Linked DNA regions of Mus musculus: region 1 is linked to region 2. Evidence: chromatin loops called from intact Hi-C (ENCODE). Cell type or tissue: heart. All regions are shown on one strand. Each heading gives the region's core, and the rest is flanking DNA. Links, peaks and the distances in the headings are about the cores only.

Region 1 (5,378 bases), core at 218-5,217, 140 kb after region 2:
AGTCTCTGTCACCATTTGGCAGTGTCAAGCTGGATGAAGACAGGGTCTCGTCTCTTGTCCCCCAGACATGGCTCGTGCTGCCTAGCTGGTTTTGAAAGTCAGAATTGAGCCGGGCGTGGTGGCTCACGCCTTTAATCCCAGCACTCGGGAGGCAGAGGCAGGCTGATTTCTGAGTTCGAGACCAGCCTGGTCTACAAAGTGAGCTCCAGGACAGCCAGGGCTATACAGAGAAACCCTGTCTCGAAAAGCCAAAAAAAAAAAAAAAAAAAAAAAAAAAAGAAAGTTAGGATTGCACACTTTTCTTGCCTTCAGAGAAACCAGGATTATGGCTGCAGACCACCTTACCCAGATAAGGACCATGCCTCTAACAGCCATTTAAAGGGGACGTTTAAGACCCAAGGCATATCATTGTAAATAACCTTTTTCCACCTGACACCAAACAGAACCAGGGCCTTTGTGTACCAGGGGAAAACAGAGCTGCTGTGTGAAATACTTGGAACCTTCTAGAAACACTTCTTGATTGGCAGTGGAAACTAGAGTGGGAACTGGAATCAGATCCTGTGGAAATTTTTTAGTGTTTTCTGCCCTCCATGTTATAATTCCTCCTCCAACAGTGCATGACTTAGAGAAATCTCCTAATTGTTATAGCCTGGAATTTGATTTTGAATTTGAGGGTTTTTTTTTTTTTGAAGACTTATTTAATTTATATGAGTACACTGTAGTTGTCTTCAGACACACCAGAAAAGGACATCAGATCCCATTACAGATGATGGTGAGCCACTGTGTGGTTGCTGGGAATTGAACTCAGGACCTCCAGAGGAGCAGTCAGTGCTCTTAACCGCTGAGTCATCTCTTCAGCTCCCAAGTTTTTTGGTTTTTTGGTTTTTTTTAAAAGCTGGTCTCTTATACCCTAACCTGGCCGAAAACTTGCTGTATGGTGGCCCAGGGTAAACTTTGAACTCCTGATGTCCCTGACCACTTCCCACGTGCTGGGATGAGAAGTGTCACTATAATATCTTTTGCTTGTTCCTGTTGAGACAGGGTCACACTGTTCCTTGACTGGCCTGGAACTCATGGCAGTCCTCCTGCCTCATTCTTCCGAGTGCCAGGATTACAGTTGTGAAATACCATACCTCACCACTGGTTTATTTTCAGACAGGGTCTCATGTGTCCCAGGCAGGACTTGAACTCACGGCGTCGTCAAGGATGCCCGTTAGTTCCTAATCTTCCCGCCTGGACTGCAGACATGAATCACCATGCCTGGTTTATATAGTGCAAGACATGGAGCATAAGTCTTTGTGAGCGGTGGGCAAGCAGCAGCAGCCTCCCCCCAGTTTTTAAACTCTTTTTTGAAACCGGTTGTTACATAGCCTGAGCTAGCCTCCCAAGTAGCTGGCGTTGCAGGCATGTGTCTCTGGCACCCAGCTAGACCCTGATACCCTTGCTGTTCTATTTTGCTTCTACTTTATTCACTGGGGTGGCACACGTGCACCACAGCATGTGGTCAGAAGAGAACCTGATGTTAGCTCTGCATGGTGGGGGCTCTCAGGAGACCCTCTCATTAGCTTTCCTGCACTCTCTCAGATAGACCTGTGCATTCTGCCGTTCTGTACTGTGTACGTATGTGTGATGGTTTGTATATGCTTGGCTCAGGGAGTGGTACTATTAGGGGGTGTGGCCTTGTTGGAGTAGGTGTGTCACTGTGGGCATGGGCTTTAAGACCTTCCCCCTGGCTTCCTAGAAGTCTGTGTTCTGCTAGCAGTCTTCAGATGAAGATGTAGAACTCTCAGCTTCTCCTGCACCGTGTCTGCCTGGATGCTGCCATGCTCCTGCCTTGAGGATAATGGCTGTAAGCCAGCCCCAATTAAATGTTGTCCTTATAAGAATTGCCTTTTTCATGCTGTCTGTTCACAGCAGTACAACCCTAACTAAGACAGTATGTGAAGCAGTATTCTCAGCATTGGAGAGTATTGTAAAATCAAAATATTAACTCTGAAAAATCACAGGAGATGCTCTATGCAGCATCAAATATTCAGCTAAGATTTAGTTTAGTTTAGTTTTGTTTTGTTTTGTTTTGTTTTGTTTTGTTTTTGACAGGGTTTCTCTGTCAAACTCAGAAATCCGCCTGCCTCTGCCTCCCAAGTGCTGGGATTAAAGGTGTGCACCACCACCGCCCGGCTAAGATTTAGTTCTTTATGCATCTCACTAGAATGCAAGGTTGCCTTCATCTTTTATAAATAGTAAAATTAGCTGGGCGTGGTGGCACTTGCCTTTAATCCCAGCTCTCAGGAGTCAGAAGCAGACAGATTTCTGAGTTCGAGGCCAGCCTGGTCTACAAAGTGAGTTCCAGGACAGCCAGGGAGGGCTACACAGAGAAACCCTGTCTCGGAAAAAAAAAAAAAAAAAAAAAAAAAAGGGAAAATTACATAAAATTATATGTGTGTGTATATAGTGTATATGTATATTTACACATTTGTGCATATATCTATACATATATACATATATACATACACACACTAAAGTATACACACTTTAGTGTATATCACACACTAAAGAATTATTCTCAGAATTTTAAAAAAGATTTATTTATTTATTTTATGTGTATGAGTACACTGTAGCTGTCTTCAGACACACCAGAAGAGGGCATCAGATCCCATTACATGTGGTTGTGAGCCATCATGTGGTTTCTGGGAATTGAACTCAGGACCTCTAGAAGAGCTGTCAGTGCTTTTAACCACTGAGCCATCTCTCCAGCCCTCAAATTCTTTTATGATTTATTTTTAGTAAATGTCTAGCTTGTGAACTATTCCATATATCCAGTTATATATAATGTCAAGCCCCACCTCTAGGGATCAGGAGGAAAAAAATTTTAAGAAGCTTTGGTCTGGAGTTGGGATAGAGGCCAAATGAAGAATTCCTTTCTCTCTCTGAATTTGAGGTCCAGTTCTTCTTGGCTTACAGAGTAGCAGGGATGTCTTCAAGCGCTTGCTTTGGGGGCACTGCAGTGTAAAACCAACAAAGAACAGTTCTGGTTAATATCAACACACATTGGTGCTGGACCCAACCCATCGAGGTAGGCAAATGCCTGTCTGTTCCATGTCTCACCCGCGCCCCCTACCGACAGAGAGGAATATCACGTATTAAAACATTAAAAGGTCTCTTTTCCATTGATCCCCTCCTGAAAAAGCAATGAAAGGTGAAACTGAGAAACAATCCGTTGATAACTATCCTGTAATGGTTATTCCTGGTTATCAACTTGACTATATCTGGAATGAACTATAATCCAGAATTGTAAACCAGTGATCCTAAATCTGGAGGGTGAGAGATACAAGTTTCTGACCTGGATCTTGGCATGGAGATCTTGAGGCATAGTGGCTATGAAAAGCTTAGGCCCAGGCAAGGTGGTACAGGCCTTTAATCCCAGGAAACTGAGGCAAGGAGATCTCTGAGTTCAAGGTCAGTCTGAGACAATGAAAGTCCCAGATCCAGGCACGGTGATATAGACCTTTAATCTGGGCCACACCTTCTGCTGGGGGCCTACATAAGGACATTGGAAGAAGGAAGACTCACTCTTCTTCGCCTGCTTGCACTTACTTGCCAGCACATCTGTTGGAAGCTACTTCTCCAGAAGACCAGCTGAAACAACTAGCCCCCTGGGACTGAGCAACTACTAGATTCTTGGACTTCCCATTCACAGCTGACCACTGTTGGACCCAGAATGTAAGTCATCACAATAAATTCCCTTAATCTAGAGAGAGACATTCCATAAGTTCTGTGACTGTAGAGAACCCTGACTACCACATATCCCATTTATACGCCTATTGACCCAGTTTTATAATCTCATCCAGGCTTCTTTTCACAGATGTGAGTGAAATGCTATACTCAAATTACCTGCTAATATCACTGCTTGCATGGGTACCTAAGAACGGGCGCACCTTACTCATTTCTCCTGCATCCATCTCCATCATTTTAACCAATCTTGGGTAGCACCGTTCACCAAAGTCAGCGCATCCCTGACGGTCCTCTCGTTCCTACACATAGCCCATTGTTGACTGCTGTGGCATCTCCTACACAGAGCTTGAATCTGTTCACGGTGTCACCTGTGAAATCTTTCAACTGTGTTGCTACAGATACCTCTTGGTTTGGTTGAGACCCCGATCACCTCCCAAATTAGCTCCCTTTCTCAATTCTGCAGCCAAATACCTGCCTGCAACAGCTTGCAGCGGGGGTGGGGGGGTGGGTAGTTCGTCAGCACAGAGGGTTGAGGGTCTTGCTCAGTCATCCTGGGTGGCCTGCACTTTGTACAGACCAGGCTCACCTTAAACACCTTAAAATCCTTCTGCCTCCACTGCATGAGCCCTTATATATGCTGGTATCACAGATGTGCACCACTGTGTCTCATTCACAGGGTTTTCTGTCTTTCTCTTTTTAAAAAATTATGTATATGTGTGTTTTGCATGTATGGGTAGGTACGACATGTGCACCTGGTACCTTCAGAGGAGGGTGTCAGATCACCTGGGACTGGGTTTACAGATGGTTGAAAGCCACCATTTGGGTTTGGGAATAGAGCCTGGGTACTGTAGAGGAACCGTTAGTGCTCAGCCCCTGAGCAGTCGCCCAAGGCTCTTGCTTCCTTTCTTATCTCCAGCAGGCAACATAAGATGCTCTGAAAGCTTTCTCTGTCAGGCATCCCATCTGCTTTCCAGAGTCAGGGTTTTTTTTGTTTTTGTTTTTGTTTTTTTTTAATTCTACTCACACCCTCAACTGCCTAATCGAGGTCCACCCATAAAACTGAGTCCTGTCTGTTTTCCACTTAGTCTACAAGCTTCAGGGTAACTCCCAGGGCTCCAGAAATGGCTCAGCAGCTAGGGGTGTGGGCTTCTCTTGAAGAGGGCCCAAGTTTGACGCCAGGTACCCACGTTGTTGGGGTCCAGGAGTCGCCTCACAAACCATACAAATAATGATCTCCGTCAGTCAGAGATAGTTTATTGAGCATATGCCCCAGGGCTGATTGGCCCGACCAAGGCCAAGGTCCAAATTCAGAAACTGAATCATGACCCCGAGTTAAGATCCTATAGAGGTTTTAAGGCCAAAATCCACAGACATCTATGCCACAAATCAGGATTTAGGTATAAGGGATTTCCATAGGAACATGTCTTTGTTGTACATGTATCCTGTTTCCATTGGTTGGGGTATTCAACTGTGGCAGGGGACTTGCCTTGTCTAACATTCATGTCTTAACTAGCCAACCAGGATGTCAGTTGCCTATGTACGTGTCTCTTTCTGCTGAGTAGGATATCTGTTCCCAGCGAGGTCTTGGGAACTTTATTTACTATACCACTACTCAAAATGGAAGTCTTGTTCCAAATAGGTTTTTT
Region 2 (5,378 bases), core at 83-5,082:
TGCTCAACCGCCAGAAGGACTCTGAACCGCAGAAGCAGCCTCCAGCATCACCCCCAGCTCTGTGAGAGGATCTACACCTGACCTTCGAAGGATCTCCTTCAACACCCTTCCCCCCTGGGCCCCTGGGGCCTGTGGGTCAGGGCCAGACAGTCAGTATGGAGAAACAAGTCAGGAGGCTGCAGGGGAAGGCCCAGGAAGCATCCTGCCACTGCCTTCCTTTCCAGATTTTCGGCCTCTGTGCCTGGTTTGTTGGTAATAACAACTCCTTAATAAGCAGGACAGCAGCCAGAACAATTAGTATCAACCCACAGAATGGCTTCAGGCAAGCTGAGGCCATCTGCAGCCCAGACCACTGTGTTCCAGGAGTGCAGAACTCTGAGCTCTAATTCCATCAGCAGGCTTCCAGACACACACTCCCCCTTGACCCCACCCATTCCTATATTTGGAATTTAACCCAGGGCCTTGTTTGTGAGACACAGGTGGTCTACCACAGAGTCATAGCCCAGTCCCTTAGTGAGAGATTCTAAGCTGGTGTTTCACCACTGAGCTACAACCCCAGCCATGTGTTTTGGCTTGTGGAGATAGGTTCAGGCTGGACCAATACAAATGGAGAGGGTATTGCTGCACGCTGGAAGCCTGGGAGAAGGGGAAAAGGGCCGAGTGGAATGAGTAAGATTCAGTTTAAATGCACAAGAGAAGCATCGGAAAAGTTACTGTTAGCTGGGTGTAGTGGTACTCACTTGTAATACCAGCATTAGGGAGGCAGATGTAGGAGGATTAATAGTGTGGGTTTGTTTGTTTTTTTTTTTTTCTTTGTTTGTTTTTCAAGACAGGGGTTCTCTGTGTAGCCCTGGCTGTCCTGGAACTCAGTCTATAGACCAGGCTGGGTTTGAACTTATGGAGCTCCTCCTGCCTCTGTCTCCCAAGTGCTGGGTTTAGAGGCATGGGCCGCTGCAATTACATGGTACTGCAATTACATCCTTTTATGAAGTGGACACCAACACCCCTACTTCACAAAGGAACTAAGAGGTCAAGGACCCTGGTGTACAAATCACATCTGTTTGGCTCCAAAGTCCAGCCCTTGTTCCTGACCCTCCGCATGACCCAGCAGCTAAGCAGATCAGGCCGTCGTAACTCAAGTGAGTTAAATCTTTAATCGGAATGATGAGCTACGAGGAAGGAGGTGAGTTGCCAGCTAACGAAGACCAGAAGGGACCACACATGCAGGCATCTGCTTCCCTACAGCCTCCATTCCCTAAGAGTTCAGAGCTATGACTCTGAGATCCATTCCTTACAGGTGAAGCCCAATAGCTGTCATCATTCCATTTACCAGCTAAACCAACCAAGCCCACGGGAGACCTATATCTTGCACACCTTTCACTAAATAGGAAGACAAGCCAGGGATTCCTGGCCCAGAGGAGAGGACAGCGACACCCTAGGGAGTCACTGGGGCCACGGAGAGAGGTCCCTCCCTCCTGGCCGGTTCTATATGATGGACCTCAAGGACAATTTAGGGACTCAAGTTTTCCTATACATGGGAACAAGCGAATAGGAGGAGAGAGTTATCCTATTGGGTGGGGCCTGACAAGAGGATGTGGGGTGAAAAGCGGTATGTAAGGAAGATGAGGTAGCTAACTGGGTAAAGGCCCTTGCTGCCAAGCCTGTTGAAAAGAGAATCCACTCCCACATTTTGTCCTCTGATCACCACATGTATGAGAGCTCACATGGACATACTTATGTACGAACAAACAATGCTAAAAAAAAAAAAAAAAAAAAAAAAAAGTGGAAAGCTTTCATGTGGTAGGTCACACCCGGAATCTGAACACTCAGCAGGTGGATGCAGGTGACTTGTCAGACGCTTAAGGCCAGTCTGAGTAGAGGTGAATTCCAGTCTAGCCTGGGCTAAAAGTTAGCCACTGTCTCAAAGAAAGAAAAACAGGGGCTGGAGAGCCGGGCTCAGCCAGTAAGAGCATGGAGGTTTGGTCTTCACCCACATGGTGGCTCTCAAACATCTGTAACTCCATTCCTTTAGATCCCACATAGGGAGTAGCCAGCCCCGGGGTTCACAGACGTCTATACATGCAGGCAAAACATCCATACAAATATACATTTTAAAATAATTCTTTAAAAAGGGAAAACGCAGGGCTCAGTGGCTCATACCTTTAATCCCAGCGCTCTGGGAGGCAGAAGCAGGTGGATCTCTGAGGTCGAGGCCAGCCTGGTCTACAGAGCGAGTTCCAGGATTACACATGGGAACCCTGTCTCAAAAAACAAACGAGAAAAAAAAAAAAAACTACAAAACAACAACAACAAAAACAAAAAAAAACGGGGAAAACCGCCCGACATAGTGGCCAATAGTGAGATCATTACATAAGCCACTAGGTGGCGCTGGATGGGCAGATAACGACGCGGACATCCCTGAGTCTACGTGAAGCCAGTCTTTGGAAGTGTGGTCGGGAATTTCAGGATCACTGCAGGTCTGTGTGGCAGGAGATGGCCCCCATACGCGGTTAAACCCGACTGGTTCCTCCCCGCTCCTTTGCAAGGTCCCCTCAGTCCTACACACCTCTGATGCCATGTTGGGCGGTTCCTCCTCCTCCTGGAGCTTCTGTCTTACGAATCTGGAAGACAAGACCACACTGACCAACTCGGCTCGGGAGGTCTACGGGGCAGGGACGGAGTTGGGACACCTGCTCGGCTTGCAGGACGTGGGCAGCACTCAGCAAGCGCACCACAGACTTCGCGTTCCTTCTTGTTTGTTCCCTCTGTCCCACGTTCCCTGGACCTAGTGGATCAAGACACTCAGGGACCAGGTTACCTTCTGGTCTCTCCTGGCTTTTTCTGGTCCGGATGGCGTCCGCTGCCCCTCTGTCTTGTCCCCGCCTCCTGGAAGAGTAGAGCCAATTGGGAGAGGTGGGTGTGACTCATCAATCACGCTTATGGGCGGGACCACCTCTGGCTAAGCTACTAGCAGCAGGAAGAGGTGATTTCCAGGGAGTCAGCACTAGTTGTACTGAGGTTCAAGCACACAAAACCTTTGCTGAGGTGAAGACAGACGACAGGTTTGTCATCCCTGCAGCACCCGGGAGGCTGAGGCAGGAAGATTGCTGGAGGTTCCAGGCCTGGGTTGCAGATGAACCTGTTTCAAAACCGTTTCAGCACTTGGGAGGCAGAGGCCGGCCGGGGTGGGGAGTGGGGGGTAGGGGTAGGGGGCTTGGGGGTGGGCAACAGGGACTAAAGAGTGAGACCTTGTCTTAAAGTAGGGGGCAGAGGTAAATCATGCTAAATCAGGTATGGTTTTGTATGCCGGTTATACCAGTACTCTGGAGGCTGAGGCAAAAGGCTTGCTTCAGGTTCCAGGCCAATACAGACTACTAATGAAGCATGGTGGTATACGCCAGTAGTCCTGGCTTTCGGGAGATTGATGGAGGAGGGTCAGAAGTTCTAGGTCATCCTGAGCTGCATAAGCCAGCTCAAGGTAGCCTGGGTTATGGAATTAAAAAAAAAAAAAAAAAAAGAAAGAAAAAAAAAGGCTGGCAGTCAGGCTGTGGAAAGATATCTGCTAAATGCTAAGTTACCTGTGATAACTGTTAGCACATACCTGCGATCGCAGCAGTCGGGAGCCTGAGGTAGGAATGTCAAGACTTTGAATCCAGGGCTTAGAGAGATGGCTCAGCACAAGAGCTAGCCTTGAAAGGTTGGCCAGCTGAGTTCGATCCCTGGAAATCATATAGAAGGTCGGCTGTGGGACTCATCTGTGGTCTCAGTATTTCTACTCAAGACGGGCGAGAAGACTAGAGGAATGTGGGGGCCAGCTAGTCTGGAACTTGGAGCAGTGACAAATATAAGAGAGGCCCTGCCTCAATAAGGGGAAAGGCAAGAATGGACCCCAAAGGGTTGTTCTCCAACCTCTACACATGTTCTGTGGCAAGTGGTGCACACCTCCCCTCCCCCACCCCCAAATAAATGCCTACCTAAAGAAAAGATGGATCCAGTGAGGTGCCTCAATGGGTAAAGGTGCTTATTGTCAAATCTTACAATCTGATTTTGATCCCAGGACCCACATAGTGGAAAGAGAGAATGACTTCACCAAATTGTCCTCTACACTCTATGCATATGCATGATACATACACATGCATGCATACTACATACATAAATGTACAAAAAAAAAGGACAAACCTCCCCCCCAAAGTTGGGATGTAGTCCAGTTGGTATTCTTTAGAGAGTCTAGAAAGGGATTCTAACGGGCAATTGAGGGTTAAAACTCAGGGCTTCCTTCAGTCTATCACGTTCATTCTCAAAGCAGGAGGTCTGGGCTTACCTTGAATCAGCACAAGAACATGGCTGGAAGAGTGGGCAGCGGCCACTGTGGAGACCAGGTGTGTCATGATAGACCTCCAATCATGGAGGATGCGTGTATGTATGTGCATTATGTATGTGCCTGATACCAGTGGCAGTCAGAGGAGCACGTGGGCATCCATGGAACTGGAGTTACAGACGACAGTGAGCCTCTGTATTCGGCAAGCTGGAAACTGAAACTGGATTCTCTGCAAGAGCAACACATCCTCTTAACCCCGGAGCCATCCCTACAGCCCCTTATGGACTATGGACGTTTTTAATCACCAACAGACCAGAGATGCTAGAGATAGCCAAGATGGGACTGGGAACATTCGAGGAGCATGCTCAGTAGTTGCTAGAATGTCTGTATCACACAATGCAGGACTTTAATCAAACTTCCATGCCTTGTGTAGAAACAAGTTTTCAAAATCATGCCAAATAGACCTAGATTATAGTAAGTGCTTAAGAGTTCTGGTATGGTTGGGCGTGGTGGCGCATGCCTTTAATCCCAGCACTTGGGAGGCAGAGGCAGACAGATTTCTGAGTTCTTAGTTCAAGGCCAGCCTGGTCTACAGAGTGAGTTCCAGGACAGCCAGGGCTACACAGAGAAACCCTGTCTTGAAAAACCAAAAAAAAAAAAAAAAGAGTTCTGGAATGGCTCAGAAATAGAGCACTCGCTTAGAATCTATGAAATGAGAAGGGCATGGCTCAGCACTGGACACTCGTCTAGAATCACCCAGGGAGGATTTGGAGTTTGGCTTGGCATTAGAGTGCCTGTCAAAAGAAGCTGGTGGCATGTCTCAGAGTAGAGCCCTCTCAGAGCAAGAGGGAGTCTTAGTTCACTCTCACCCTGTGAGCGTCAGCCTAGGAAACCTCAAGCTCTGGTTTGTATCCAAAGAGCAGAGAAAGTTTAGGAAACCTTAGGAGAAGCCTTGGGATACAGTTGGTCGAGTGCTTGCTTAGCATGCATGAAGCTCAGGGCTTGAATCTTAATCCTGCTTAAAGCTAGCATAGTGGTTCATGCCTGGGATCTCAGCTGT

What was found. A loop is a pair of places that touch in the nucleus more often than their neighbours do. Peaks named below come from ENCODE experiments on the same cell type or tissue, not always from the same donor. Only the 100,000 strongest peaks of a DNase experiment are listed, where the experiment ranks them.
Region 1: a loop joins it to region 2, with 7 times the contacts of the local background. A loop is called at or near these places in 8 of 42 quality-filtered maps.

Annotation. Positions count from the first base shown.
Region 1 is chr5:130,160,799-130,166,176 of GRCm38, forward strand. No RefSeq gene overlaps it. Among named protein-coding and RNA genes, the nearest start is that of Rabgef1, 8.3 kb to the right of the region's middle. In heart, for the core only: a CTCF peak has its summit at 3,117; a DNase peak (open chromatin) is centred at 3,073; H3K27me3 peaks cover 220 bases.
Region 2 is chr5:130,021,476-130,026,853 of GRCm38, forward strand. Asl (argininosuccinate lyase) reads right to left here and starts at 2,906. Exons shown (of 17, transcript NM_133768.5): 1 at 2,819-2,906; 2 at 2,567-2,621. The coding sequence starts at 2,578. Gm40334 (a long non-coding RNA gene) reads right to left here. Exons shown (of 3, transcript XR_868562.1): 2 at 4,322-4,547; 3 at 3,653-3,719. In heart, for the core only: a CTCF peak has its summit at 2,375 (motif pointing right); a DNase peak (open chromatin) is centred at 2,916; H3K4me3 peaks cover 1,339 bases; H3K27ac peaks cover 1,497 bases; H3K27me3 peaks cover 298 bases.